Regions from separate parts of the Homo sapiens genome. Here region 2 is linked to region 1. Evidence: read pairs that join two places in POLR2A ChIA-PET (ENCODE). Cell type or tissue: A673. All regions are shown on one strand. Links, peaks and the distances in the headings refer to the core of each region. The heading gives the core; the rest is flanking DNA.

Region 1 (15,272 bases), core at 3,520-11,519:
CACCTGTAGTCCCAGCTACTTGGGAGGCTGAGGCAGGAGAATCGCTTGAACCTGGGAGGCAGATGTTGCAGTGAGCCAAGATCACACCACTGCACTCCAGCCTGGGTGACAGGGCAAGACTCCGTCTCAAAAAAAAAAAATTAAAAAATTGAAAAGGGAAAAAAATAGTAGGTACCAGATGGACCCCTACGTGTATCACAAGCCTTTATTGGCTCCACTGGACTCGACAAAGACTAAACTCTCTAAGATGGCTGCTGGGGCCCCTCCCTCATGCCTCAGGCTGGACTGGAGCCTTTGTGAGGGCCACACAGACTCAGCCCAGGAGGCAAGGGAATGTCTACCCAGGCTGTGCAACTCAGCATCAGTCAAATACATGTCTTCAGGGGAAATAAACTATGGCTTATTGATGTAATGCCACCAAGGGGAACATACAAAACAAAAGTGGTCTTGTGCCAGGCAGGGCGGCTCAGGCCTGTGATCCCAGAACTTTGGGAGACCGAGGTGGGCAGATCATTTGAGGTCAGGAGTTCGAGACCAGCCTGGCCAACATGGAGAAACCCTGTCTGTACTAAAAATACAAAAATTAGCCGGGCGTGGTGGCAGGTGCCTGTAATCCCAGCTACTCGGGAGGCTGAGGCAGGAGAATCGCTTGAACCCAGGAGGCAGAGGTCCCAGTGAGTGGAGATCGCGCCACTGCACTCCAGCCCGGGCAACAGAGCGAGACTGTCTCAAAACGAACAAACAAAAAAAGTGGCCTTGTTGGGGTGCAGGGCACAGAAGCATCACTCTTCACCCTCTTGTTTTGTGTGACATTGGTGTCTCTTTGCAAGAGACAGAAGGTTCAAGGGCATCCACACCTTTTCTCTCCTCATGGCAGGTGCCTGTGGCTGCAATAATCCCTGCCCAATGGACCCCTGGAAGCCAGCATGCAAGGGGTGCCACACCTCCAGAGTGGGTGTGAATCTGCAGGTGAAATGAGTCCTGTAAAATGTGACAGGAAGGATCCCCCGAGCCGGGCTGTTACCTTCTATTGCATCTGCACTGATAACATGATTGGCGATGGGTGTCGGGTCCACGTAGGCGCCTCCCAGGGCAGGCCCCATGGCTGCCATGCTGGCCACTATCTCGGGGACAAAGAGAGGGGTAAGCAGGCAGGACGCAGAGAAATGACTTTCGGGTCCACAGATACGACCCTGGAATAAACTACGTGACCTTGTTCTTCCCTCTTTCTGAAGGTGATCGCCACTCTTGCATTTTTTTTTTTTTTTTTTGGTTTGAGACAGGGTCTTGCTCTATTGCCCAGTCTGGAGTGCACGGCATGATCACAGCTCACTACAGCCTCCTGGGCTCACGTAATCCTCCCATCTGTCTCCCAAGTAGCTGGGACTACAGGTGCGCCACCACGCCTGGCTAATTTTTAAAATTTTTTGTAGAGACAGGGTCTCCCTATGTTGCCCAGGCTGGTCTTGAACTCCTAGGCTCAAGCAATCCTCCTGCCTCAGCCTCTGAAAGTGCTGAGGTGTAAGCCACCGCACCCGGCCCTTCTTTACTTTTTTTTACCCTCTTCCCCTTTCAAGTATTTCCCAAGGCTGCCTCCATTTTTCTGCTAGGTTTTCTTGGCTCAAGGCACGGGTATCCTAGCTGGGTGCAGCGGTGGCTCCGGCTCACGGTGGCTGCAGTCGAGAGCAGTGGAGGATGTGCTTTCCCAGCCCTTCTTCTAAGGGTCACTGTTGACCTCAGGATGTTGCGTGTTCTCTGGGCTCTGAGGCCAGCGTGTTTATGGCTGCTGTTTTTTCTTTCTCCTTTCCCTGTCAGTCCTAGTCTAGGAAAACAGCCTCGCCAGTGTTTCATGAAAGCATCCCTAAATTGCCAAAAATATGGACAGAAGTGCAGAGAGACACAAACAATTCTGAGCCCAGATCCCAGGTTGAAAATACCATTTAACACCTCCAAGGTGATTTGACTCAGTCCATGTGATTGACTTTCCCTCCTGAGAAACAGACACCACTCACCCTCTCCTGGGGGGCCCGTCAGGCTGATGTTAGGTTAAGCCCCCAAATCAAAACAAATAGATCCAGTGAGAATTACATTGCCTTTTTTTTTTTTTTTTTTTTTTTTTGAGACAGAGTCTCACTCTGTCGCCCAGGCTGGGGTGCTATGGCACGATCTCAGCTCACTGCAACCTCCACCTTCTGGTTTCAAGCGATTCTTGTGCCTCGGCCTCCCGAGTAGCTAGGACTACAGATGCGTGCCACCACACCAGGCTAATTTTTGTATTTTTAGTAGAGACGGGGTTTCACCATATTGGCCAGGCTGGGAACTACATCATTTTTCACATCCAGTCTACCTTGTCAAGAGCCATATGGATGAGAAAAGAGATATTAAAAGGGAATGTTTATTAGCCAGGCGCCTCTAGTCCCAGCTATTGGGGAGGCTGAGGTGGGAGAATCGCTGAAACCCAGGAGGTGGAGGAGGCAGTGGGCCGAGATTGTGCCACCGCACTCCAGCCTGGGCAACAGAGCGAGACCCCATCTCATAAAATAAAATTATATAAAATAAAATAATAACATGGGAATGTTTAAAAGAATGGGGCCTTTCCACCAGCAAGAGCCGAGACTGAAGCTGGGAATGAGAGAAATGCCCGAAGGCCAGGCATGGTGGCTCATGCCTGTAGTCCCAGCACCTTGGGGGGCCAACATGAGCAGGTGGAAGGATCACTTGAGCCCAGGAGTTCAAGACCAGGCTGGGGAACATAGGGAGACCCTGTCTCTACAAAGAACATTTTAAAATTATACAGGGGGCCAGGTGCGGTGGCTCACACCTATAATCCCAGCACTTTGAGAGGCCGAGGCAGGCAGATCACGAGGTCAGGAATTTGAGACCAGCCTGGCCAGCATGGTGAAACCCCATCTCTACTAAAAATACAAAAATTATCTGGGCGTGGTGGCACATACCTGTAATCCCAGCTATTCAGGAGGCTGAGGCAGGAGAATCGCTTGAACCCAGGAGGTGGAGGTTGCAGTAAGCCAAGATCGCACCACTACACTCCAGCCTGGGCAAGAGAGTGAGACTCCATCTCAAAAAAAAAAAAGATACAGGGCCGGGTGCAGTGGCTCACGCCTGTAATCCCAACACTTTGGGAGGCTAAGGCTGACAGATTGCTTGAGCCCACGAGTTTGAGACCAGGCTGGGCAATATGGCAAGACCCTGTCTCTACAAAAAATATAAAAATTAGCCAGGCATGGGGGCGCATGCTTGTAATCCTACTACTCAGGAGGCTGAGGTAGGAGGATCACCTGAGCCTAGGGAGGTTGAGGCTGCAGTGAGCTATGATTGGGTCACTGTACTCCAGCTTGGGCAACATAGCAAGACCCCATCTCTAAAAACAGAGTGAGAGAGAGAGAGAGAAATATCTGGAAAGTCACCCAGGGTGTTCATTCTCCAGGACAAAGGCATCCTGTGCACTGCGGGGTGTGGAATAGCACCCCTGGCCTCCACCCAGCAGATGCCGATAGCATTCCCCACCCTGAGTTGTGACAACTAATAATGTCTCCAGACCTTGCTGGAGTCCCCCCGTGAATCATCCTGTGGGAGGTGCTACCCTAGTCCTTGGTTCTGATCCTTCTGAATGCTTCAGGGCTAGGAAGACATCGGGACACACGAGGGCGGCTGTCCCTCGTCCATGGAAGAGGAAATGGTGAGCCAAGGTCCCTAGGTGACTTTTATTTTTTTTGAGACAGAGTCTCATTCTGTCACCCAGGCTGGAGTGCAGGGGCATCATCTCAGCTCACTGCAACCTCCACCTCCCGGGTTCTTCTCAAGCCTCAGCTTCCTGAGTAGCTGGGATTACAGGAACACACCACCACAGCCAGCTAATTTTTGTATTTTTAGTAGAGATGAGGGTTCCCTGTGTTGGCCAGACTGGTCTTGAACTCCTGACCTCAAGTGATCCTCCCGCCTCGGCCTCCCAAAGTGCTGGGATTACAGGCGTGAGCCACCTTGCTTGGCCAACCCCTCCAGGTGATTAATAACAAGAGCCCAAATCTCAGGAACCTGAGCTCTCCCACGTGTCTCCCAGGATGCTGTAAACCACACGCTGAGCTCCTGTCCCGGCTGCCCCGGCCCCCACGGGCCCCAAGGCTTACCCTTGGTCCACTCGTAGGTGAAGGCAGGATCTGGCGTCTGCACAGCTGTGTCCTTCACAAGCACTCTTGTCACGTGCCTGCCCGACTTTTTCCTAGACTCGGCTGTTTGTGGAAGGTCTGTCTTCACACTTGAAGAGGATTCAGACAAAGCGTCCAGTGTTCTGTCAAGAGACTCCTTGGAATGGGCGGTTGGCTCAGATGCTGTCAGACTTGGAGAGTTTTCAAAATCCTCCGAATAAGCTGAGCTGACTGTGTTCACCATGGGGGCTTCAGATGGTGGCTGCATGCTGGAAGTGCTGTCCTGCTGGATGGCAGAAGCCGAGCTGGCACTGAGATGCTCCGAGACCTCGCTCTCATCCCCCTCTGCAGAGGCGGCCTTTCCCTGTGATGCCCAGCTCCTCGCCTGGGCCTGCCTCGGGGCATCCTGCCCAGTGGACGCCTCGGCTCTGAAGATTTTGCCAGCTGTTTTTTGTCTCTGAGCACTTTCCTCCTAAAATGAAGAATGGCAGAGGTGGCTGGGAAGTGTTTTGGAAATATCAACATGCTAGGAACACTGCACTCCTAGGAGCTGGGGACCTGCAGCACTCCCGCAGACAAGGGGACACACCAGGTCCTCATTAGATGTGGGCACGGAGTATTCTAAACAGAACTGTGGCGTCTTCAGTACGGCATGTCCACGGGGCTGCAGGAATCCTGATGGTGTGACGCATGCTTAGGTGGCACGTGGATGGCATTTAACATTTCATCATGGACTTAAGGACTTTAGGTGGTTGAGGCGGTAGGATCCTTTGAGCTCAGGAGTTCAAGACCTGCCTGGGCAACACAGCAAGACCCTACCTCTATAAGAAAAAAAAAATTAAAAAATTTTCAGCCGGGCACAGTGGCTCATGCCTATAATCCCAGCACTTTGGGAGGCCAAGGCGGGCAGATCACCTGAGGTTGGGAGTTTGAAACCAGCCTGACCAACATGGAGAAACCCCGTCTCTACCAAAAATACAAAATTAGCCAGACATGGTGGCACGTATCTGTAATCCCAGCTACTCAGCAGGCTAAGGCAGGAGAATCACTTGAACCCAGGAGGCAGAGGTTATGGTGAGCTGAGATCACACCATTGCACTCCGGCCTGGGCAACAAGAGCAAAACTCTGTCTCAAAAAAAAAACATTTCATCATGGACTGATGAAATGTTAGGTGGCTGAGGCGGCAGGATCCTTTGAGCTCAGGAGTTCAAGACCTGCCTGGGAGACATAGCAAGACCCTACCTCTGTAAGAAAAAAAATATTTTAAAAATTAAGTTTCATCATGCCTGGGGGCAATGGCTCACACCTGTAATCTCGGCACTTTGAAAGGCCGAGGCAGGAGGATTGCTTGAAGCTGGGAGTTCAAGACCAGCCTGGACAACCCAGCCGGTCCATATCTCTACAAAAAAATAAAAAATTAGCCAGGCATGGGTGCACGCTTGTAGTCTCAGCTACTCAGGAGGCTGGGCAGGATTGCTTGAGCCTAGGACATCGAGGATGAAGTGAGCCATGATCCCCCAACTGCATTCCAGCCTGAGTGAGACCTGTCTCAAAAATAAATAAATTGGGCCAGGCATGGTGGCGCATGCCTGTAATCCCAGCACTTTGAGAGGCCAAGGTGGGTGAATCACCTGAGGTCAGGAGTTGGAGACCAGCCTGGCCAACATGGTGAAACTATCTCTACTAAAAATACAAAAATTAGTGGGGTAGGGTGGCGGGTGCCTGTAATCCCAGCTACTCAGGAGGCTGAGGCACAAGAATTGCTTGAAACCAGGAGGTGGAGGTTGCAGTGAGCTGAGATTGTGCCACTGTAGTCCCAGCCTGGGCGACAGAGCGAGACTGTGTCTCAAAAAAATAATAATTAAGGCCGGGCGTGGTGGCTCACGCCTGTAATCCCAGCACTCTGGGAGGCCGAGGCGGGCGGATCACGAGGTCAGGAGATCGAGACTATCCTGGCTAACACGGTGAAACCCCATCTCTACTAAAAATACAAAAAAAATTATCCGGGCCTGGTGGTGGGCGCCTATAGTCCCAGCTGCTCGGGAGGCTGAGGCAGGAGAATGGTGTGAACCCAGGAGGCGGAGCTTGCAGTGAGCTGAGATCACACCACTGCACTCCAGCCTGGGCAGCAGAGCGAGACTCTGTCTCAAAATAATAATAATAATAATAATAATAATAGGCCAGGCGCAGTGGCTCATGCCTGTAATCCCAGCACTTTGGGGGGCCAAGGCAGGTGGATCACTTGCAGTCAGGAGTTCGAAACCAGCCTGGCCAACATGGTGAAACCCCGTCTCTACTAAAATATACAAAAATTAGCTGGGCATGGTGGCAGGGGACTTAATCCCAGCTACTTGGGAGGCAGAGGCAGGAGAATCGTTTGAACCCGGGAGGTGGAGGTTGCAGTGAGCCGAGATCGAGCCATTGCACTCAAACCTGGGGGATAAGAACAAGACTTCTCTCAAAAAAAAAAAAAAAGTTTAAAATAAAAAATAATAATAATAATAAAATAAAAACAATAAATATTTTAAAATAAAAATAAAATGTCATCACTGTGTATAACCAACACGTGTATCTGACAGTGCCGGTGGCCACCAGGACAAAAATCACAACAGGGAGTGTGACTGGATACGGCTGGTGAAGTGTTGCCTCCGTGCAGATGTTGTCATGGGCGGCTTTACGTGGGATGTGCTTTAATCACCAGCTAACCAAGGTAGCTTCATCCTGTTAGCACCTAAATCAGGGTCTCTCACCTACTGCACTCTTGACATCAGAGGCCACAACATTCTTGGCAGCTGGGGGCCACCCGGTGCATTACACAATATGGAGCAGTGTTCCTGGCCTCCACCCACTCACAATGCCAGTGGCATCTGTCACCCACCCCCTAGTCATGACAGCCAAAATGTCACCAGACATTGCCAATGTCCCCTGGGGGGCAGATTTGAAAACTATAGGCCTAAATGAAACATTACTTGCTTTTCCACATAAGAATCGACATTGGGCCAGGCATGGTCGCTCACACCTGTAATCCCAGCACTTTGGGAGGCTGAATCGGGAGGATTGCTTGAGCCCAGTTTGAGGACGGCCTGGGCAACATAGTGAGACCCTGCCTCAATTTTTAAATTTTTTAAAAATTTAAAAAAAAAAATGTTGAAGCCAAAAACAATCGACCATGAAAAATGACTTTGTTGTACTTACTTCCTGTTCCAAATCGGAGTTCTCACTGACAGCTGGAGCCAGACCGTCAAGCGATAAAATATTTATTCTAAACTCTGTAATTAAAAAATGAGTATAAGCGTTTACATTTACTCTCTTATTTACTCCATAAATTTTTACAAACCTTCCAAATTTCTTTTTTCTTTTCTTTTCTTTTTTTTTTTGAGATAGAGTCTCACTCTGTCACCCAGGCTGGAGTGCAGTGGCACGATCTTGGCTCACCACAACTTCTGCCTCCCAAGTTCAAGTGATTCTCTCACCTCAGCCTCCTGAGTAGCTGGGATTACAGGTGCCTGACACCTCGCCCGGCTAATTTTTCTATTTTTAGTACAGACAAGATTTCACCATTTGGCCAGGCTGGTCTTGAATTCCTGGCCTCAAGTGATTCACCTGCCTCGGCCTCCCAAAGTGCTGGGTTTACAGGTGTGAGCCACCGCAGCCAGCCTAATCTCCCACAAATGTTTAGAAAGATATGAAGACATGGCCAGGCGCGGTGACTCACGCCTGTAATCCCAACACTTTGGGAGGCCGAGGCGGGCAGATCACAAGGTCAGGAGATCGAGACCATCCTGGCTAACACAATGAAACCCTGTCTCTACTAAAAATACAAAAAATTAGCCAGGCGTGGTGGCGGGTGCCTGTAGTCCCAGCTACTCAGGAGGCTGAGGCCGGAGAATCTCTTGAGACCAGTTCAAAGCTGCAGTGAACTATGATCACACCACTGCACTCCAGCCTGGAGCATAGAGAGACCCTGTCTCTAAAAAATAATAATAATCATCGGGCATGGTGGCTCACGCCTGTAATCCCAGCACTTTGGGAGGCCGAGATGGGCAGATCAACTGAGGCCAGGAGTTCAACACCAGCCTGGTCAACATGGTGAAACCCGATCTCTATTAAAAATACAAAAATTAGCCAAGTGTGATGGCACGTGCCTGTAGTCCCAGCCACTCAGGAGGCTGAGGCAGGAAAATCGCTTGAACCCGGAGTTGGAGGTTGCAGTGAGCCAAGATCATGCCACTGCACTCCAGCCCGGGTGACAGAGCAAGGCTCCGTCTCAAAAATAATTATCATAACAAATAATGATAATAATAATGATAAAAAATAAAAGGCTAGCTGGGAAATTTCCAGCTTTTGGGGACAGACTGACTCAGCTCCAATGTCATAGTGTGAAAGCAGCCATAGACAATGTGTAAAGGAAGGAGCGTGGCTGCCTTCTGAGAAAGCTTTATAAAGACAGAAGACAGGCTTGGTGCAGTGGCTCATGCCTGTAATCCCAGCACTTTGGGAGGCCGAGGCAGGTGGATCACCTCAGGTCAGGAGTCGAAGACCAGCCTGGCCAACATGTTGAAATCCCGTCTCTACTAAAAATAGAAAAATTAGCTGGGCGTGGTGGCAAGAGCCTGTAATCCCAGCTACTCGAGAGGCTGAGGCAGAAGAATTGCTTGAATCTCGGAGGCGGAAGTTGCAGTGAGCCAAGATCACGCCATTGCACTCCAGCCTGGGCAACAAGGGCAAAACTCTGTCAAAAAAAAAACAGACAGAAGACAGGGCCGGGCACAGTGGCTCATGCCTGTAATCCCAGCACTTTGGGAGGCTGAGGAGAACAGATCACAAGGTCAGGAGTTCAAGACCAGCCTGACCACCAGGTACGGTGGCTCACGCCTGTAATCCTAGCACTTTGGGAGGCGGAGGCAGGCGGATCACAAGGTCAAGAGATCGAGACCATCCTGGCCAACATGGTGAAACCCTGTCTCTATTAAAAGTATAAAAATTAGCTGGGCGTGGTGGTGGGCACCTGTAGTCCCAGCTACTTGGGAGGCTGAGGCAGGAGAATCGCTTGAACCCAGGAGGCGGAGGTTACAGTGAGCCGAGATCACGCCATTGCACTCCAGCCTGGGTGACAGAGCGAGATGTCATCTCAAAAAAAAAAAAAGACCAGCCTCACCAACATGGTGAAACCCCGTCCCGTCTCCACTAAAAATACAAAAAATTAGCCAGGCATGGTGGCGTGCGCCTATAGTCCCAGCTACTTGGGAAGCTGAGACAGGAGCATCACTTGAACCTGGGAGGCAGAGATTACAGTGAGCTGAGATCACGCCACTGCACCCCAGCCTGGGCAACATCTCAAAAAAACAAACAAACAAAAAAAAAAACAGACAGAAGACAGGCCTGCTAGCCCCTGGTCTAGACAGATTAGCAGCTGATCAGAGTGTACTGTTGGAAGTTGCTGAGAAGTACGTGTGTGGTGTAAGGGGTGGGAGGTGGCAGGGCAGCCAGCCAGCTGGGGGGAAAGAGTGGGAAGACTGTGGAGCAGGGGCAGACCTGAGACATGGCCCCAAAGCATCCTATGTTGTCATTTACAGCAAGTTAATAGACTGTGAGTTCTGAAAAAAAGAGTTCTAAAAAACAAAAAAATAGTACAGCAAGTCAAAGGCACCACAGAACCTTAGGGTGGAGGCCAGTGCCTGAACCAAGTGTGTGCCGGGACCCAGGAGTGTGGGGTTCTCTGTGGAGATTCTGGTGCCCCAACAGGTTTTTGGGTTTAAAAAAATTTTTTTTTAGAGATGGAGTCTTGCTCTGTCACCCAGGCTGGAGTGCAGTGGTGTGTTCATAGCTCACCGCAGCCTCCAATTCCCAGGCAGGCTCCAATTCTCAGGCTCAAACGATCCTCCTGCCTCAGCCTCCCCAGCAGCTGGGACTACAGGTGCGCACAACCACACCCAGTTAATTTTTGTATTTTTTGTAAAAACAGGGTTTCACCATGTTGCCAGGCTGGTCTCAAACTCCTCCTGCCTAGGCTTTCCAAAGCACTGGGATTGCAGGCGTGAGCCACCAGGCCTAGCCTCCAACAGCTTCCAACAGGTTTAAATTGACTCAAGAGATGAGTTGGTAAGCCAGGTGTAGTGGCTCACACTTGTAATCCCAGCACTTTGGGAGGCCAAGGCAGGCAGATCACCTAAGGCCAGGAACTCAAGATCAGCCTGGACAACATGGTGAAACCTGGTCTCCACAAAGAGTACAAAAATTAGCCCGGTGTGGTGGCACACGCTTGTGGTCCCAGCTGGTCAGGAGGCTGAGGCAGGCGGATTGCTTGAGCCTGGGAGGTTGAGGCTGTAGTGAACCCTGATCATGCCCACTACACTCCAGCCTGAGCGACAGAGCAAGACCCTGTCTCAGAATTAAATAAATAAATAAAGATAGCACAAAAATCGGACTTGGCCCCTCAACCAGACAAGAAAGTTAGAAAGCTGAGTGTGAGATGCGACTCAAAACTCCCTGCCTGTGGCAATGCCCCATGACCACTGCGTCAGGGACTCTAAAGGTGGCCCCACCCTTCCTGCCCAAGGTACTGGCTTTGCACCGGGACTGGGATTACCGTCGAGGCTGTCATCAGCACCTTCTGAGACTGGCTCGTCCACAGTCTCAGCCTCACTCCTTCCCGGGGAGGACACAAGCTTGACATGCCCCATCTTTAAAGACACTGAGTTTGAAAAGGCGCCTGTGATGGAAACTGACGGCGTGTGGGAGGCGGTGTCACTGGAAACGTGACTCTGTGGGTAGTCTGCTCTTGAGCGAGTGCTGTGAAGGGTTCTGTCTGCTGCCAGGGAGGTTGGCAGGTGTGATGTCTGAGAAGGCTTTGCGCTGGAGAGTTCCACGCTGGGTACAGTAAATGCTCTCAGTTGAGATGGGACCTGATATAAAACACTTGAAATTAACAAACTTATGACAACTAAGGTTTTTTGTTTTTTTGTTTTTTGTTTTTTTTTTTTGAGAAAGGGTCTCACTCTGTTGCCTAGGCTGGAGGGCAGTGGCTCAATAGCTCACTGTAGCCTCGACATCCTGGGCTCAAGCAATCCTCTCACCTCAGCCTCCCAAGCAGCTAGGACTACAAGTATGTGCCACCACACCTGGCTAATTTTTTTTTTTTTTTTGTAGGAATGGGTTTTGCCATGTTGCCCAGACTGGCCTTGACCACAGCTGAAGCAATCTACCCACCTAAGCTTTCCAAAACCCTGGGATTACAGGTGTGAGCCACCATACCTGGCTGATACCTAAAAGTTCTTATGGTTAAACAGACAGTGCAATTAGCGGGGAGCATGAGACCAAGACCACAGGTATCACATTTTTCTCTTACTGCATCCCCTTTCTCTCTTCATTTCTGAAAGTCACAGTACAATATTTAGGTAAGATAATGTTGGGAGTAGAAAATAATTCCACAAGGCTGGGCGTGGTGGCTCACGCCTGTAAATCCCGGCACTTTGGGAGGCCGAGGCGGGCAGATCATGAGGTCAAGCGATCGAGACCATCACGGCCAACAGGATGAAACCCCATCTCTACTAAAAATACAAAAATTAGCTGGGCGTGGTGGTATGCTCCTGTAATCCCAGCTACTCGGGAGGCTGAGGCAAAAGAATTGCTTGAACCCAGGAGGCAGAAGTTGCAGTGAGCCGAGATCAGGCCACTGCACTCCAGCCTGGTGACAGAATGAGACTCCATCTCAAAAAAAAAAAAAAAAAAAAGGAAAGAAAGAAAATATTCCACAAATAGGCCACGCACACTGGCTCACACCTGTAATCCCAGCACTTTGGGAGGCTGAGGTAGGCAAATCACCTGAGGTCAGGAGTTGGAGACCAGCCTGATCAACATGGAGAAACCCTGTCTCTACTAAAAATACAAAATCAGCCGGGCATGGTGGTGCATGCTTGTAATCCCAGATACTCAGGAAGGCTGAGGCAGGAGAATCACTTGAACCTGGGAGGTGGAGGTTGCGGTGAGCTGAGATCACGCCACTGCACTCTAGCCTGGGCAACAAGAACGAAACTTGGTCTCAAAAAAAAAAAAAATACAAAAAAGTAGCCAGTCACCGGCCGGGCATGGTGGCTCATGCCTGTAATCCCAGCACTTTGGGAGGCTGAGGCGGGCAGATCACCTGAGATCGGAAGTTCAACACCAGCCTGACCAACATGGAGAAACCCCATCTCTACTAAACACATAAAATTAGCTGGGCGTGGTGGTGCATGCCTGTAATTCCAGCTACTCGGGAGGCTGAGGCAGGAGAATCACTTGAATCTAGGAGTGGAGGTTGCGGTGAGCAGAGATCGTGCCATTGCACTCCAGCCTGGGCAACAAGAGCAAAACTCCATCTCAAAAAAAAAATTAAATTAAATAAATTAAAATAAATTTACCAAAAAAAAAAAATCTCACCGAAAATAGTTTTCTTTCTTCTTCCTCGCTGACGTTAGCGCTGCTGAAGCCTTGATTCGTGTTTTTTTCTCTAGAAGAGTCCATCAAGCTTCCTAGCAATACTTTCATTTCTTCTTCGTCACTGTCTGGAGAATCAAATGTTCTAGCAGGTTCTTTCTGTTTGGGGGTTTGCAAAGTCCTCTCTTTCCCAGCAGGTGCTTCAGGGGATATGTTTTCAACAGGTGCTTGTTTCTTCTTTAGAAACCTACTGACCTTCGCGTTCTGTGCATTATTTTCGGTGACAGGAAGTTCACGGGCTTGATTCTGGGAAGTTTTGTCTGTGTTCTGGGACGCGAGTTCGAGTGCACCCCCAGAGAGGATTCTGTCAGCTCTCTTTGGAAGACCAGCATCGGCGGTCATTGAGTCAGATTCCGTGTCAGACAAATTCCTCTGCAGCTTCCGATTCATGATCCGGGTTTCCAGCTGGGCCAGCTTCATGAGTGCGGCATTGGCTCGGATCCTGGAGGCAGTGGTGGGCGGTCTACATGAGGCAAGCCTGGGTCCACTCCCGAGCACAGGGTTCTCTTTCAGGAGTAAGTGTTTCTCATCTAGAGTTTGGTTTCTTTTTAGAAATCTGCTATGACCAGGTGCTATTTTGGTAAGATTTCTACTGATCTGGAAGTTTCTGATTTCTTCCATTGTTGAATCTTCCAAGGAAACATCACTGAAGTCACCAAAAACATCACGCATGGGACGGCTGGCTTTCCTTGCAGAAGCCATTCTGTGGAGGAAGAGGAGCAATTTTGCATAAGAGTACCTGCTGTTTGTATTGAGCATTCAATGGCTCCTACTTGGCAAAAGCTCACACTGTCTTTTGCAACCCAGCCACAGTCTTCCCTTCAAGCCCAAGGATGACAATGAAAATGACCAGGCTGGGTGCAGTGGCTCACACCTGTAATCCCAGCACTTTGGGAGGCCGAGGCAGGTGGATCACGATGTCAAGAGATTGAGACCATCCTGGCAAACATGGTGAAACCCCGTCTCTACTAAAAATACAAAAATTAGCTGGACGTGGTGGTGCACAACCTCTCAGGCTCAAGTGATCCTCCTGCCTCAGCCTCCTGTGTAGCTGGGACTACAGGTGCACACCACCATGCCTGCCACTGCACTCTAGCCTGGGCTACAGAGTGAAACCCTGTCTAAAAAAAAAAAAAAAGAAAAAGAAAAAAGAAAAGACAAATTACCTGAAAGAGCAATAAGGTGACGTGTGAAAATCGAGGTATCCCTGTATTTAACAAGCCCCCAGAAAATCAGATTTCACTTAGTGTAAGAACCATTACCAATGGCTGGGCTCAGTGGCTCACACCTATAATGCCAGCAGTTTAGGAGGCCAAGGCAAGCAGATCACCTGAGCCCAGGGGTTCGAGACCAGCCTGGCCAACATGGCAAAGCCCCATCTCTACTAAAAATACAAAAATTAGTCAAGCGCCAGGCGTGGTGGCTCATGCCTATAATCCCAGCACTTTGGTAGGCCGTGGTGGGTGGATCACGAGGTCATAAGTTCAAGACCAGTCTGATCAACATGGTGAAACCCCGTCTCTACTAAAAATACAAAAATTAGCCGGGCCTGGTGGCACCACCTGTAGTCCCAGCTACTTAGGAAGCTGAGGCAGGAGAATCGCTTGAACCCGGGAGGTGGAGGTTGCAGTGAGCCGAGATCACACCACTGCACTCCAGCCTGGACGACAGAGCGAGACTCTGTCTCAAAAAAAAAAGAAGAACCGCTACCCTGGGAAAGAGGGGGGCTATGGACAGGCACAGCTCCCCAGCAGGCCAGCAAATCTTTACCGTATGTGTATATTTTTCTAGGTAGAAATATCAGAGCTTTCATCATATTCTCAGAGTTCCCATATACCCCTGAAAGAGTATGAACAACCCACTGCAAGACTTACAAAGGCTTCCGAAGATTACAAAGACTTTAAAAGATGAAAAACTACAGGCCGGGTGCGGTGGCTCATGCCCGTAATCCCAGCACTTTGGGAGGCCAAGGCGGGTGGATCACGAGGTCAGGAGATCGAGACCACGGTGAAACCCCGTCTCTACTAAAAATACAAAAAAATTAGCCGGGCGTGGTGGCGGGCGCCTGTAGTCCCAGCTACTCCGGAGGCTGAGGCAGGAGAATGGCATGAACCCGGGAGGCGGAGCTTGCAGTGAGCCGAGACTGCGCCACTGCACTCCAGCCTGGGTGACAGAGTAAAACTCCGTCTCAAAAAAAAAGAAAAAAAAAAGATTCTATACAAGAATGAATTATGATTCCTATTAACAATCTGTTTCCCGAATAAACTTGTTTGCTTGTTCCTATCTTAACTACCCTGTACTAGGAGTGCCCAGCACAGGACTGACCACAGGGGTCAGAGAACAGAAAAATATGCCTGGCAGAAATAATGCAGACTTCCTGGTCTGTGTGACCCCGGGCAAGTTACTTAATCGCTCTGTGTCAGCCTGCTCATCTGTAAAAATAACAATTACTACCCTCATAGGATTCCTATATATTCTGTGTGGGACATGAAAAAGTGCTCAGTAACATTTAAATGCCAGTAACAGACTAGGCGTGGTGGCTCACGCCTGTAATCCCAGCACTTTGGGAGGCCGAGGTGGGCGGATCATGAGGTCAGGAGATAGAGACCATCCTGGCTAACACAGTGAAACCC
Region 2 (15,272 bases), core at 2,388-10,387, 53 kb before region 1:
TCCCACAGCCTCCCGAGTAACTGGGACTGCAGGCGAATACCACCATGCCTGGCTAATTTTTTTTTGTTTGATTTTTGTTTTTTTACTGTTTTTGGAGAGACAGGGTCTCACTATGTTGCCCAGGCTGGTCCTGAACTCCTGGCGTTAAGAGATCTGCCTTGGCCTCCCAAAGTGCTGGGATTACAGATGTGAGCCACTGTGCCTTGCCAGCCCTGGAACTTTGAAAACTATGCACTGGCCAAAAAAAAAAAAAAAAAAAAAAAAAGCCGGGCGCAGTGGCTCACGCCTGTAATCCCAGCACTCTGGGAGGCCAAGGCGGGCGGATCACGAGGTCAGGAGTTTGAGACCAGCCTGGCCAATATGGTGACACCCTGTTTCTCCCAAAAATACAAAAATTAGCCAGGCATGGTGGCTCGCACCTGTAGTCCCAGCTACTTGGGAGGCTGAGGCAGAAGAATTGCTTGAACCCAGGATGTGGCGGTTGCAGTGAGCCGAGATGGTGCCACTGCACTCCAGCCTGGGTGACAGAGGGAGACTCCGTGTCAAAAAAAAAAGAAAAAAACATGCGCTGCCTGGGTGTGGTGGCTTACGCCTATAATCCCAGCACTTTGGGAGGCCAAGGTGTGTGAATCATTTGAGGTCAGGAGTTCGAGACCAGCCTGACCAATATGGTGAAATCCTGTCTCTACTAAAAATACAAAATTAGCCAGGCGTGGTGGTGCACGCCTGTAATCCCAGCCACTTGGGAGGCTGAGGTGGGAGAATCGCTTGAACCCAGGAGGCAGAGTTTGCAGTGAGCCGAGATCGCACCACTGCACTCCAGCCTGGGCAACAAGTGTGAAGCTCCGTCTCAAAAAAAAAAAAGAAAGAAAGAAAACTGTGCAGCTCAGTTCCTCCCTGGTCTCTGTTTCCATTTACTCCACGTCGAATCTTTTTGCCACCTGCAGGGTCTGCCTTCAGAGAATGTGTTATAAATGAATGCAAGTGCCTGCGGTGAGGAGGAGGCCAGTGCGATTCTTCCAGACTCGAGTTAGAAAGGAAAAGTAAATATTTATTGAGGTCTTAATGTGGTCTAGCTGGATTTGTGACATTTCTTATCTTTAATCCTTGGCTCCACCTGCTGAAGTAGTGGATATTACCTCTATTTTCCCAATCAGTAAACCATGGCTCACTTTTCTAACTTTCGTTTCACATTGATGAGCTGTAATTCTTCTGTGAAGAACTTTCCATCTTCCAGGACTAGTTTGTTACCTTGAAGTATGGTACGAGAAAGGCAGTTTAATGCTTAACTGTTCCTTTTGATGACTAATTTTCAGGATAGAGAGTTGGAGCTTACTCCAAATGTTGACCAGAGTTGAGGGTTTGTTTGGGGGTAGGGAAGGGGTTCTCTTTTTTTCTCCAGCATCATTGTGAACTTTTATGTGTTTGTCAGTTGCATGAATTATTCGTTTTCCTAGTCAAATTGTCCTGTCTTGGCCAGGCGCAGTGGCTCCAGCCTGTAATCCCAGCACTTTGGGAGGCCGAGGTGGGCAGATCACTTGAGGTCAGGAGTTCAAGACCAGCCTGGCCAACGTGGTGAAACCCCATCTCTACAGAAAATACAAAAATTTGCCAGGCATGGTGGTGCACGCCTGTAATCCCAGCTACTCAGGAGGCTGAGGCAGGAGAATTGCTTGAACCTGGAAGGCGGAGGTTGCGGTGAGCTGAGATCGTACCACTGCACTCCAGCCTGGGCGACAGAGCGAGACTCCATCTTAAAAAAAAAGAAGAAAAAAAAATTGTCCTGTCTTAGCCATTGGAGCCCTTCTGATTGGCTCCTTGCCCTTCTAGCACTGTGGGTCAGCGTTTCTCCCAGCGGGATGCCCGCCTTCACCTTGTGTACTTCCCATCCCAGAGCTGCAGTCAGCCCCTCCTTCAGGACTCCAGGTGCCGTTAGTGGGGAGCGGTATTTAGAGACACAATCCAGGTGCCATGGGTGCTTTTTGCTGCTGGGTGGTCATTGTTGTTAGGCCTTTACTGTGAAAAATTAGGAAGTACACACTTGGGGCAGCAGCAAAGAGTTCCTAGCAATTAGCGTCACTTTCAGTTGAACAGTCCAGATCTTTGCTGTTTTGAATTTCATATTTAGATCTCGTCGCTGGTATGCTTGGTTCCGCTCCTCGTTTCTTAGTTGCTTATTCTACCCGTTATTCACTGATGTTATTCTACTGTACACTCACTCATATAATTGCTTCAGAATGAGCATTCTCACAGCACAATTGCAACTGGAGTGCTGAGAAAAGGTTAGTATTTCTTTGCAGGCTGGGTGTGGTGGCTCACACCTGGAATCCCAGCACTTTAGGAGACCGAGGTAGGTGGATCCCTTGAGGCCAGGAGTTCGAAACCAGCCTGGCCAACGTGGGGAAACCCCATCTCTAGAAAAAATATAAAAATTATCTGGTGTGGTGGCGTACGCCTATAATCCTAGCTACTAGGTAGGTGGAGGTTGCAGTGAGCTGAGATCACGACACTGCACTCCAACCTGGGTGACAAAGTGAGACTGTCTCATAAAAATAAAAAAAAAGAAGAAGTCTGGTCATGATTCCTGTACTCTCCCTGTCCCCTCCCTGACCATGGATAACATTTCTTAGGCTCCTAGTTCACCTGTTCCATATTTTTGCAAATATAAGCAAATTTGCATGTATAATCACCCTCTGTCCTTATTACACACAGAGTAGCTTTTTATTTTATTATTTTATTTTATTTTATTTTATTTTTTGAGACGGAGTTTTTCTGTCTCCTAGGCTAGAATGCAATGGCATGTTCTCGGCTCACTGCAGCCTCCGCCTCCCGGATTCAAGCAGTTCTCCTGCCTCAGCCTCCCGAGTAGCTGGGACTACAGACACCCACCACCGCGCCCAGCTAATTTTTTGTGTGTTTTTACTAGAGGTGGGGTTTCTCCATTTTGGCCAGGCTAGTCTCAAACTCCTGACATTAGGTGATCCACCCACTTCGGCCTCCCAAAGTGCTGGAATTATAGGCGTAAGCGACCACGCCCAGCCCAAAAAGTAGCTTTTTAAATTTACAGGTCAGGCACAGTGCCTCACACATGTAATCCCAGTATTTTGGAAGGCAGAGGCAGGCAGACTGCTTTAGCCTCAGGAGTTTGAGACCAGCCTGGTCAACATGGTGAAACCCCGTCTCTACGTAAAACAAAACCAAAAATTAACCCGGCATGGTGGCACATGCCTGTAGTCCGAGCTACTTGGGAGCCTGAGGTGGGAAGATCACTTGAGCCCGGGAAGGTCAAAGCTGCAGTGAGCCATGTTTGAGCCACTGCACCCCAGCCAGCATGACAGAGCAAGACCCTATCTCAAAAATAAATATAAACATACAGTCATCCTTCCATATCTGTGGGTTCCACACTAGTGGATTCAGCCAACTGCGAATTGAAAATATATGGTAGAAAAACAAAATACTATAATAAAGAATAAGACATTTTAAAATAATACAGTATAACAATTATTTGTATAGCAGTTTTATTGTATTAGGGATTACAAGTAATCTAGCGATGATTTCAAGTATATGGGAGGATGTGCATGGATTACATGCAAATACTAAACCATTTTATAAAAGGGACTTGAATATCTGTAGATTTTGGCATCCGCAGGGGTCCCTAGAACCAGTCCTCCGTGGATACTGAAGGGGAGCTGAACTATTCTGCACCTTGTTCATTTCATCTCATCGTCCCAGAGAGCTCTTCATAACGACATAGAAGGCCTTTCTCATTTCTTGTACGGCTGTGTAATAGTGTCAGTGGGTTTCCTGTCAGTTCCTCTGCTGTTCTGTGTTACAGCTCATTAGAGTATGTATGTGTCCACACATGGACAGAAACATACAGGCTTTTGCTGTGTTTTTTTGTCTTTGCTTTTCTTGCACTTAGGACATTTTGTGTTGTTATTGTTGTTCTAGTCATTATCTTTTTTGTTGTTGTAATACCTTAAGTAACCTTTTTTTTTTAGTTGAGGCTATGTATGTTATGTTTGGTGGTGTTTTGTTTGGTTGGTTCTTTTTTTTCGTAGAGACTGTCTCCCACTGTTGCCTAGGTTGGTCTTGAACTCCTGGCCTTAAGCCATCCTCCCGCCTTGGCCTCTCAAAGTGCTGGGATTACAGCTGTGAGCCACCACACTTGGCCCATATGTTTTTTAACATGAGCATGACTTTGTGTATTTTAATAGCAGCCCTAGGCATACACCATATTCACTAATGTTGCAGTCTGAAGATGGGGTTCCCACATGTCTGGGTTCCCCCTCTTTGTCTTGTGTCTCCCACATAGACTACACAGACAGCAGGTTAGTTAGCACCGTCGCAGTCCTGTTCTCCAGAACAGGCGGGAAGAGGATGAGATGGGAGAATGTCAGCTGGTGTCTGCTGCTCTCCAGTCTACCAAGAATCAAAGGCTGCAGTGGGCAGTTCCCAGAGACGCCTGGCCCAGTTGCCAAATGGCTTGGCAAAAGACAGGCGGGGATTCCTAGACTCTGGAGCAGGTGGCCTGGTTTCAAAACTTGGACAGAATGCATGAAGCAGCTACTTGAGAACCGAGAAATAAATGGTAGCAGGCAGATGGGCGGAGGAAAGACCAGAATTCAGAGTGCCTTGGAGCCACCAGTGAGTTCGTCATTCTTCTTCCTCCTGTGTCTTCAGCCTGGACATGAGGCAGCTCAGAAGGTAGATGTGGGCACTGAATGAGAACAGAGATGTTCTCTGCTTGGAGTCTGGAGAATGGGAAAGGAGACTCCTAACCCTCAGAGAGAATGGAGGAAATCCCCTGTTAGGCTTTCTCTTTTCTTTTCTTTCTTTTTTTTTTTTTTTTTTTTTTTTTTTTTTGAGATGGAGTCTTGATCTGTTGCCCAGGCTGGAGCGCAGTGGCGTGATCTCAGCTCGCTGCAACCTCTGCCTCCAGGGTTCAAGAGATTGTCCTGCCCCAGCCTCCCATATAGCTGGGATTACAGGCACATGCCATCATGCCCAGCTAATTTTTATGTATTCTTTTTTTTTTTTTAGTAGAGATGGGTTTCACCATGTTGGCCAGGCTGGTCTTGAACTCCCGACCTCAGGTGATCTGCCTGCCTCGACCTCCCAAAGAGATAGGATTACAGGCGTGAGCCACCACACCTGGATGCCTGTTAGGCTTTTTCTCTTTTTTTTTTTTTTTTTTTGGTTTTTTTTTTTTGTTTTTGAGATGGAGTCTCACTCTGTCACCCAGACTGGAGTGCAGTGGCACGATCTTAGCTTACTCTAACCTCCACCTCCCAGGTTCAAGTGATTCTCCCACCTCAGCTTCCTGAGTAGCTGGAATTGTAGGCGCGCACCACCACTCCTGGCTAATTTTTGTGTTTTTAGTAGAGACGGGGTTTCACCATGTTGGCCAGGCTGGTCTCGAACTCCTGACCTCAGATCATCTCCCTGCCTCAGCCTCCCAAAGTGCCGGGATTACAGGCGCCAGCCGGCACGCCCGGCTGTCTGTTAGGTTTTTTTCTATTTTCTTTTTTGCCTTCATCTCTTGCTTCCCAGGCTCCTGACAATCCTACGTTGGTGGCAGCAGCAGCAGGTTCCACAGCCACCTAAAACCCTGAGAAGGGCGACTCTTCCTCTGCTGTTTGAGGACATATAGTCCTCAGAGGATGGGATGAGCCCTTTTGCAGCTTGTTCTCTGTACTGTCACTGCTTGACCCTCAAATGGGGGTGTAATCACAGGAAGTGAACAGCAGAGTACGGTGATTAAACCTCAGCTTTCTGACTGGAGGGCCATGAAAGGGAGGGACTAGGAAACTAGAAAGTACTCAGGAGATTGTGTGGAGGGAGGAGCTGAGGACAGCGACCTCATAAAGTCGCCCATGGAATCCCAGGCTCGCCCCTGAGCGTCACACATGTGAGGATGAGATCTTAAACAGCATACCAAAGACTAAGAACAGAACTGTGGGAGAGACCACCGCTTGGCTTTCAGACTGACCACAGGCGGCACAGACTCAGGACAGAGCCAAATACCACTGGAAAGGCTTTGAAAACATAACTGACATTGGAACCACAACCCACAGAAGGCTGGTCAAGCCTGCAGCCTGAACCCAGCATCATCAATTGCCTGCTAAAACAAAACATCAACATTCTTCATAGGATTTAAATAAGACCCAGACTTTTATAATATGCGAAATGCCCGGGATTCCAGCCAAAATTACGTAGTTTACGAAGACCCAGGAAATTCCAGGTGGTTGGGAAAAGACAATCAACAAGGGCCAACAGTGCAATGATACAGATGTTGGGATTATCAGACAGACTTTAAAGCAGTGATTACCATCGTGCTCCAAGGAGCAAAGTAAAGACTCTGGAGACAAATGTGAACAGATAGAAGATAGAGTGAAGAACCAAATGGAAATTTTTTAAATTCCTTTGAGAGAGGGTCTCATTCTGTGCTCAGGCTGGAGTGCAGTGGTACAATCACAGCTCACTGCCACCTCAACCTCTCTGGGCTCAGTGATCCTCCCACCTCAACCTCTTGAGTAGCTGGGACTACACGTTCACACCAGCATATCTGGTTAACTCTGTGTGTGTGTGTGTGTGTGTGTGTGTGTGTGTGTGTATTTTTTGTAGAAAGAAGGTTTTGCCATATTGCCCAGTCTGGTCTCAAACTTCTGGGCTTAAGTGATCCACCCGCCTCAGCCTCCCAAAGTGCTGGGACTATAGACATGAGCCACCAAACTTGGCTAGAAATTTTCTTTTTTTTCCCTTAGACGGAGTCTTGCTCTGTCACCCAGGCTGGAGTGCAGTGGCGGGATCTCGGCTCACTGCAACCTCTGCCTCCCAGGCTCAAGTGATTCTCCTACCTCAGCCTCCCGAGCAACTGGGATTACAGGCGCCTGCCACCATGCCTGGCTAATTTTTATATTTTTAGTAGAGATGGGGTTTCACCATGTTGGCCAGGCTGGAGGCCAGAAATTTTTAAATGGAAGATAGTAACTTAAAAACTCACGGGATTGGCTGGGCGTGGTGGCTCATGCCTGTAATCCCAGAACTTTGGGAGGCCAAGGCAGATGGATCACAAGGTCAGGAGTTCAAGACCAGCCTGACCAACATGGAGAAACCCCGTCTCTACTAAAAATACAAAAATTAGCTGGGCGTGGTGGCACGTGCCTGTAATCCCAGCTACTCAGAAGGCTGAGGCAGGAGAACTGCTTGAACGTGGGAGGCGGAGGTTGCAGTGAGCCAAGACCATGCTGTTGCACTCCAGCCTGGGCGACAGAGCGAGAGTCCATCTCAAAAAAAAAAAAAAAAAACTCAAGGGATGGACTGAAAAGCGGAATGGAGGTAACAGAGGAAGGAGCCAATAACTTGAAGATAAATCAGTCTACATTATCCAGTTTAAACAACAGAGAGAAATTAGATCAGAAGACAATGGACAGATGGCTGGGTGCAGTGGTTCATGCATATAATCCAATCCCAGCACTTTGGAAGGCCGAGCCAGGTGGATCACTTGAGGTCAGGAGTTCGAGACCAGCCTGCCCAATATAGTGAAACTCCTCCTCTACTAAAAATAGAAAAATTAGCCAGGTGTGGTGCGGCACACCTGTAGTCCCAGCTACTTGGCAGGCTGAGGCAGGTGAATTGCTTGAACCTGGGAGGCAGAGGTTGCAGTGAGCCAAGATCGTGCCACTGCACTCCAACCTGGGTGACAGAGTGAGACTCCGTCTCAAGAAAAAATAGGCCGGGTGTGGTGGCTCACACCTGTAGTCCCAGCACTTTGGGAGGCCAAGGTGGGCGGATCACCTGAGGTCAGGAGTTCGAGACCAGCCTGGCCAACATGGTGAAACCCCATCTCTACTAAAAATACAAAAATTAGCTGGGCATGGTGGTGGTTGCCTGTAATCCCAGCTACTCGGGAGGCTGAAACAGGAGAATCACTTGAACCCGGGAGGCAGAGGTTGCAGTGAGCTGAGATCGCACCATTGCACTCCAGCCAGGGTGACAAGAGCAAAACTCTATCTCAAAAAAAAACAAAAACAAAAAAAAAACTTCACCATCCTGGCTAACACGATGAAACCCTGTCTCTACTAAAAATACAACAATTAGCCGGGCATGGTGGCGGGCGCCTGTAGTCCCAGCTATGCGGGAGGCTGAGGCAGGAGAATGGCGTGAACCCAGGAGGCGGAGCTTACTGTAAGCAGAGATCCCACCACTGCACTGCAGCCTAGGTGACAGAGCAAGACTCCGTCTCAAAACAAAACAAAACAAAAAACTTCAGTACATGGAATGTTACACACAGTGGAGCATTACTCAGCAATGAAAAGGTACCAACTCTTGTCCCTCACAACATGGATGAATGGCAGAGTTGCCACACTGAGTGAAAGCAGCCTGTCTCCAAAGGTTCCCAGCCATGTGATTCCAGCTCCATGACAGTCTCCCAAGGACACACGGATCATGACAGAAAACATGGATGGTTGCCAGGTTTAGGAGGAGGGGGTTAGGACAAAAGAGAAGCCCCCCAGGAGTGTCCTAATCCCTGATGGTCATGGTGGTTCCATGAATTGATGCATTTGTTAAAATGCCTGGAATTGGCCAGGCGTGGTGGCTCATGCCAGTAATCCCAGCACTTTGGGAGGCCGAGGCAGGTGGATCACGAGGTCAGGAGATCGAGACCATCCTGGCTAACACGGTGAAACCCCGTCTCTACTAAAAATACAAAAAATTAGCCGGGCGCGGTGGCGGGCGCCTGTAGTCCCGGCTACTCGGGAGGCTGAGGCAGGAGAATGGCGTGAACCCAGGAGGCGGAGCTTGCAGTGAGCAGAGATCGCGCCACTGCACTCCAGCCTGGGCGACAGAGCAAAACTCTGTCTCAAAAAAAAAAAAATGCCTGGAATTGTGCACCGTGCTGCCAAATCAGTCCATTTTATTATGTATCTTTTTTTTTGTTTTAAACCAGATTGGTTGGGTTCCCTTCCCAGAAGATAGATATCTATGCAAGCAGGAAGAAAATAGCATGGAAATCCTAACCGATCACCTTAGGGAGCGACCCCTGGGAGAACAGGCTGGCCCAACATGAAGGCATCCTGGTGGGCTCATATATATTACAGGGGCTATTCCTCCAGTGAGGTTCCCCGCAGAAGCTGCAGGGTGTATGGCACAGGTAAATGGATTTGCATTTGGGAGTTCCAGTCTTGAGTTGGTTGACATTGAGCTGGTCGCCTAAGCGTGTCTTCTTGCATTTGAGAGGACCGTGTGATCCTTCTCTCTTGGAGTGCAGTGGAGATGGAGTCAGGTAGACATCCTGCAGCTCCAGCAGGGCCGCCAATCACGGTCACCCTGGGCTGAGCCAGCTCTGTCCTCCTGTGGCCAAGGTCAGCGTGGCCTGGAAATTGGCCTACAGGGCAGTGTCTACCTGGTTCTCACCTGTCTGCCTGTCCTGGGACCAGCCTAGGCTCTTTGGGGGATTCCATGGTCCCGATGTCTGCTAGTTGTGATTTCTTAATTTCTGGATCCCTTAGTCAGAATGGCCTCATTCTGGTCAGGGTCAGATGGTAAAGTTTTGTGGGGTTTTTTTGAAACAGTGTCTTACACTGTCGCCCAGGCTGGGGTGCTATGGCGCCATCGTAGCTCACTGTAGCCTTGAACTCCTAGGCTCAAGCGATCCTCCCACCTCAGCCTCCCAGGTAGCTGGGACCACAGGTGTGCACCACCATGCCTGGCTAATTTTTTTTTTTTTTTGTAGAGACAGGGTCTCACTGTGTTGCCCAGGCTGCCCTCGAATGATTTTTTTTCCTTAGCCTCCCAGAGTGCTGGGATTACAGGCATGAGCCACCACGCCCAACCTAAACTGGTTTTTTTGTTTGTTTTTTTGAGACAGAGTCTCGCTCTGTTGCCCTGGCTGGAGTGCAGTGGTGCAATCTCAGCTCACTGCAACCTCCACCTCCCAGGTTCAAGAGATTGTCCTGCCTCAGCTGGGATTACAGGCATGCGCCACCACACCACACCACACCCGACCAATTTTGTATTTTTAATAGAGACACAGTTTTACCATGTTGGTCAGGCTGGTCTTGAACTCCTGACCTCAGATGATCCAGCTGCATCGGCCTCCCAAAGTGCTGGGATTACAGGTGTGAGCCACTGCACCTGGCCTCAGCTGTTGATGGTAACGTCACCTCTTGTGTTTGTTTGGCTTGAGATTGTTGTAAAGCACTTCAAAAGCCATGATTCTGTTCATCCTCGCAGCAATAGGTGCAGACCCGTGGCTTTCGTATTACCAGGTACTTCGCAGGCTCAGAGCCACCTTCCCAGGACCTCCAACCCTGTAGAATGCATTGCGTCCAACAAGCAGATCCCTGCTTTGCCAAACCCAGGGTTCCTGGCTGTTCACTGCCAGGGAAGGCTTTGGCTTACGTCTTGCTTGGTGCCCTTTGGGGACCTGGCTTCACCTGTTTCCTTGGCAGGAGACGGCGGGTGATTCCCATGCTGTGTGGTGTCATGAGGTTCTGAGGTCATGGACCTAAAGCACCTAGTGTCTCTTGGTGACACATCTGGACTGGCTGCCTGTGGACCATGAGGCTCCAGATGAGCCCCTCCACATCCCTTCCCCTAACCCTGCCAGGTGGATACAGGGAGGCAGGGTCACCGCTGCCCACTGAAGTGCTGTCTTTACCTTCCGGTCTCTGCAGACCTACGTCTACCAGTGGCCCTGGACGCTCCTGCTCCTGGCTGTCAGCGGCTTCTGTAACTTTGCCCAGAATGTTATCGCCTTCAGCATCCTCAACCTCGTTAGCCCCCTGAGCTACTCGGTCGCCAATGCCACCAAAAGAATCATGGTCATCACGGTGTCCCTGATCATGCTGCGCAACCCAGTCACCAGCACCAACGTCCTGGGCATGATGACCGCCATCCTGGGGGTCTTCCTCTATAACAAGGTGAGAGTCTGAGAGGCTGGGCAGGGAAGGAAGCCGGCCCCCCAACACCCAGGAAGTCAGAAAAGGAAGGGCCTCCCGGGCGCTCAAGGCTGGGGTTGTATGTCAGAGCTTTGCCACTGACTGGTTTATGATCTTGGCGTAGCCCCATCCCACTCTGGCTTCCTTTTTCCTGCATAGGCAACCTCAGGTCCTCAAATCATTCCGGCTGTGTCTCAGCTGGGGTTTTCCCTCCCTCCTCTCAAAGGCTCTGTTTAGTGCGGTGTAAGGACATGGGATGGCCAACAGGGAGGGCTTGCCTTCTTTTCCTTTTCTTTTTTTTTTTTTTTTTTTTCGAGATGGAGTCTGGCTCTGTCACCCAGGCTGGATTGCAGTGGCGCTCCATCCCAGCTTACTGCAACCTCCGCCTCCCGGGGTCAAGCGATTCTCCTGCCTCAGCCTCCCGAGTAGCTGGGACTACAGGCGCCTACCACACCTGGCTAATTTTTGTATTTTTAGTAGAGATGGGGTTTCACCATCTTGGCCAGGCCAGCCTCCAACTCCTGACCTCAGTTGATCCACCTGCCTTGGCCTCCCAAAGTGTAGGGATTACAGGCATGAGCCACCACACCTGGCCTCTTCATTTGTTTCTTAACACATGTAGATATGGGGTCTCTCTATTTTGTCCAGTCTGGTCTCCAACTCCTAGCCTCAAGTGATCCTCCCGCCTAGGCCTCCCAAAGCACTTGAACTACAGGCATAAGCCACTGCGCCTGGCCAAGGACTTGTCTTCTGAGTCTGTCCATGCACTGTGGTCTGGTCCATTCAAGTCTGCTTTCCTTGCTCAAGCCCTATGACTTATGCCGGCCCCGGAGGTTAACTGACTTTTTTTTTTTTTTTTTTTTTTTCTGAGACAGCGTCTTGCTCTGTCTCCCAGGCTGGAGTGCAGTGGTATGGTCCCAGCTCACTGCAACCTCCGCCTCCTGGGTTCAAGTGATTCTTGTGCCTCAGAACGCCTGAGTAGCTGGAACTACAGCATGCGCCACCACACCCGGTTAATTTTTTGTATTTTTAGTAGAGACGGGGTTTTGCCATGTTGCCCAGGCTGGTCTCAAACTCCTGAGCTCAGGTGATCCTCCCGCCTCGACCTCCCAAAGTGCTGGGATTACAGGTGTGAGCCACCGCAGCCAGCCAGTTGATTGACTTTGAATTACGAGCTCTTATGCCCCGGGCATGTCCTGTCTCATTGCTCTCTTTCTGGCACAGACCAAGTACGATGCAAACCAGCAAGCCAGGAAGCACCTCCTCCCCGTCACCACAGCAGACCTGAGCAGCAAGGAGCGTCACCGGAGCCCACTGGAGAAGCCCCACAACGGCCTCCTCTTCCCCCAGCACGGGGACTATCAGTACGGCCGCAACAACATCTTAACAGACCACTTCCAATACAGCCGGCAGAGCTACCCAAACTCGTACAGTTTGAACCGCTATGATGTGTAGAGTCCAAAGGACAGGACCAGACTGTTGGTGACTCCTTCCCCGGCCCCCACAGCAGTATCAGAAACTTCTGACAATCAGTGAATGTACAACCCAGCCGAGGGGACGGTGCATAACTCTCCATCAGAAGCCCTGGGGTTCCTGGCCCCCCGTGAGCCGCAGGAGGATGCGTTGCCTGCAGTGCAGACGGCCGTGAGCTCTGGGCAAACCTAAACAGAGACCAGTGTCTCATGCTCTTTCTTCCTGGAGTCTGTCATCTGAGGGCCGTGTCCCTGCGGAGATCTTGGCCACGTTGTACCTTTCCATGTGGAATTATTCCCCAAGCAGTGTAGCTCAGAGCACTTGTGTCTGCATTCCAGATAACATTCAGGACCTGTGTGAAAAGCTGGGGTCACTGTGGCTGTAGACCATGAACTGGCAGTGGGGGTGTCCAGGGCGGTGCTTGAGAACGTCAGACTGGCTAGTTTAATTCCCTGGCGCAGATACGCATAGGACCAACAGGGTCACCAAGCAGACAGGGAGCCCGCGAGAATCATTCAAAACATCCCCAGCCACAGAGATGGATCCAGTTTCCTGGTCATCCCCTTAGCAGTTCACAAGTTCCTGGCAAATGTTCCAAAGCAAAAAGCGATTGCAATTAGCATCCAGTTCCTGCAGCCTGGTGCTCTGCCCTGCACGTCAGGGTTGGCATCCACCCAGATCCAGATGGAAGGGAAACTTCTCTCTTCTCCTTTGCCTCCTCTTCCCTCACCAGAGCAGGGCGCTTCTCTTGGGGTGGTGAGAAGGATCTTCGAGAAATCGTGTTCAGTATTTCAAGCTCTATTTCTGTGGCACATGTCTTTTGAGAGGCATCTTCACCTCTTCTGTGATGACTTGGTATGTTGTTTGGTAGAGAGATCTTGATTTTCGGAGGATCTTGCATTTTTCTAGGGAATATTTTGTAGTTGTGTGTGTGTGTTTTTGCCTTGGTCCCCATTATGGGATGCATTAGGACTGGCCTATGCATCGAAAATCTTTTTGTTTGTAAACGTTTAAAAACAAAGTTCCCCGGCCAGGCACAGTGGCTCACACCTGTAATCCCAGCACTTTGGGAGGCCAAGATGGGCGGATCACGAGGTCAGGAGTTCGAGACCAGCCTGGCCAACATAGTGAAACCCCATCTCTACTAAAAATACAGAAATTAGCCGGGCATGGTGTCGCGTGCCTGTAGTCCCAGCTCCTCAGGCTGCTGAGGCAGGCGAATTGCTTGAACCTGGGAGGCAGAAGTTGTGGTGAGCCGAGATTGTGCACTCCAGCCTGGGTAACAGAGCGAGACTCCATCTCAAAAAAAAAAACAAAACAAAACCAAGTTCCCACTGGTGATGCCTGTCTGACACGTTTTGGTATTTAGTAGGAAATGAAGTGTTTCGAAGCTTCGAGAGAAGCTTCAAAATTGTCACAATTGCTGAAAACAGAATGAATCGTGAACATTATCTCAATATTTTGTATAATAGACAAGACCACAGTGTTTTGGTTCCCTGACCTGTTTTTGTGTTTATGTTAGGATCTGAATCATGTTCTGGGTAAGGGGACGAGGAGCGAACACTGCACTAAGATTTGGTTTGCCAAATCAGATTCTTTGGTCAAGAGTCAGTTTGGGGCCAGGCGTGGTGGCTCATGCCTGTAATCTCAGCACTTTGGGAGGCTGAGGTGGGTGGATCACTGGAGTTTGAGACCACCCTGGCCAACATGGTGAAACCCCATCTCTACTAAAACAAAAATTAGCCAGGCATGGTGGCACCTGCCTGTAATCCCAGCTACTTGGGAGGCTGAGGCAGGAGAATCACTTGAGCCCAGGAGGTGGAGGTTTCAGCGAGCTGAGATCACACCACTGCACTCCAGCCTTGGTGACAGAGTGAGACTCTGTCTCAAAAAAAAAAAAAAAAAAAAGGAATCAGTTTGGGTCTTGGCAGAAATCAACATAAGGAATATGACAAGACCCCAGTAGGTAACCCTGAGTGCTCAGGTCCGAGCTGTGGTCTCTTTTACGGCTTCATGAAAGGACCGTGCCCTCACGGAGGGGACCACGGCTTGGCTTGTGGGGTCTTAGGTGATGGCTGCCTTCTTTCTTCATCACCACACCCAGCTTCTTGCTGGCACTTAGGGGAAGAGAGCAGCAAATGAGAGATTTACCTTTTATCTCCCAGCGAGCGAGATGTTTCCCTGTTCAGAGAGGAAGTAACATCACTTATGCTTGACTGGTGTTTCTTTTGTTGTTGTTTGTTTTTCTTTCAATTGGAATTCTGTATTTAAGATGTTATGTCAGCTGACACATGGGACACTCCTGAAGAGGTGACTGGCCCCCCACCCTGTTTGGCGGTGAGTTTCCGCACCACCGGCCTCAGAAGTGTCCCTCTTGCTTCGTCTCTTGTTCGCTTGCTTTGTAAATACTTTGGTCCCAAGCTGAGACAATTGCTGTGTAAAACGTGAAGAGTCAATCCCAAAGGGTGTTATTTGTCAGAAGAACTTGCCGTGTGCCTTCACCGAAGGCAGTCAAGTCTGCAGTTGGATTTTTCTCACTGGTGAATGACAAGAAACAGGGATAATTTTGCACTGCGGAGATATTACGGGAGTTGTCTATATGATTATATATAGTACCTGATTCTTTGAACATATTATTGAACTCCAAAATGAATTCGACCTCCATTCAGGCTTCCTGAAATCTCTGAAGTTGCTGAAATTTGTATATTATTTTCCTTTTCCAATGCAAGATCTGCTGGTGACGGGAAATGACTGTCTGGTTTTATTATGGTTTATAAATTAATAAATGGGCTATTTAATTCTGTATATAAATTTACAGCAAGTACGTACACTGGAATGAATGAGGCAATCACG

Evidence for each region. Peaks named below come from ENCODE experiments on the same cell type or tissue, not always from the same donor. Only the 100,000 strongest peaks of a DNase experiment are listed, where the experiment ranks them.
Region 2: POLR2A ChIA-PET joins it to region 1 with 6 read pairs; 11 of 35 experiments call an interaction of 5 or more read pairs at or near these places.

Annotation. Positions count from the first base shown.
Region 1 is chr19:16,498,862-16,514,133 of GRCh38, reverse strand. It overlaps C19orf44 (chromosome 19 open reading frame 44), which reads right to left. Exons shown (of 9, transcript NM_032207.4): 2 at 12,583-13,342; 3 at 10,754-11,069; 4 at 7,360-7,433; 5 at 4,146-4,635; 6 at 1,025-1,120. The coding sequence starts at 13,341. Among named protein-coding and RNA genes, the nearest start is that of C19orf44, 10 kb to the right of the region's middle. In A673, for the core only: no CTCF peak of the experiment used is centred there; no DNase peak of the experiment used is centred there.
Region 2 is chr19:16,550,808-16,566,079 of GRCh38, reverse strand. SLC35E1 (solute carrier family 35 member E1) reads left to right here. Exons shown (of 6, transcript NM_024881.5): 5 at 10,683-10,928; 6 at 12,171-15,272. The coding sequence ends at 12,401. Among named protein-coding and RNA genes, the nearest start is that of SLC35E1, 14 kb to the left of the region's middle. In A673, for the core only: no CTCF peak of the experiment used is centred there; no DNase peak of the experiment used is centred there; H3K27ac peaks cover 751 bases.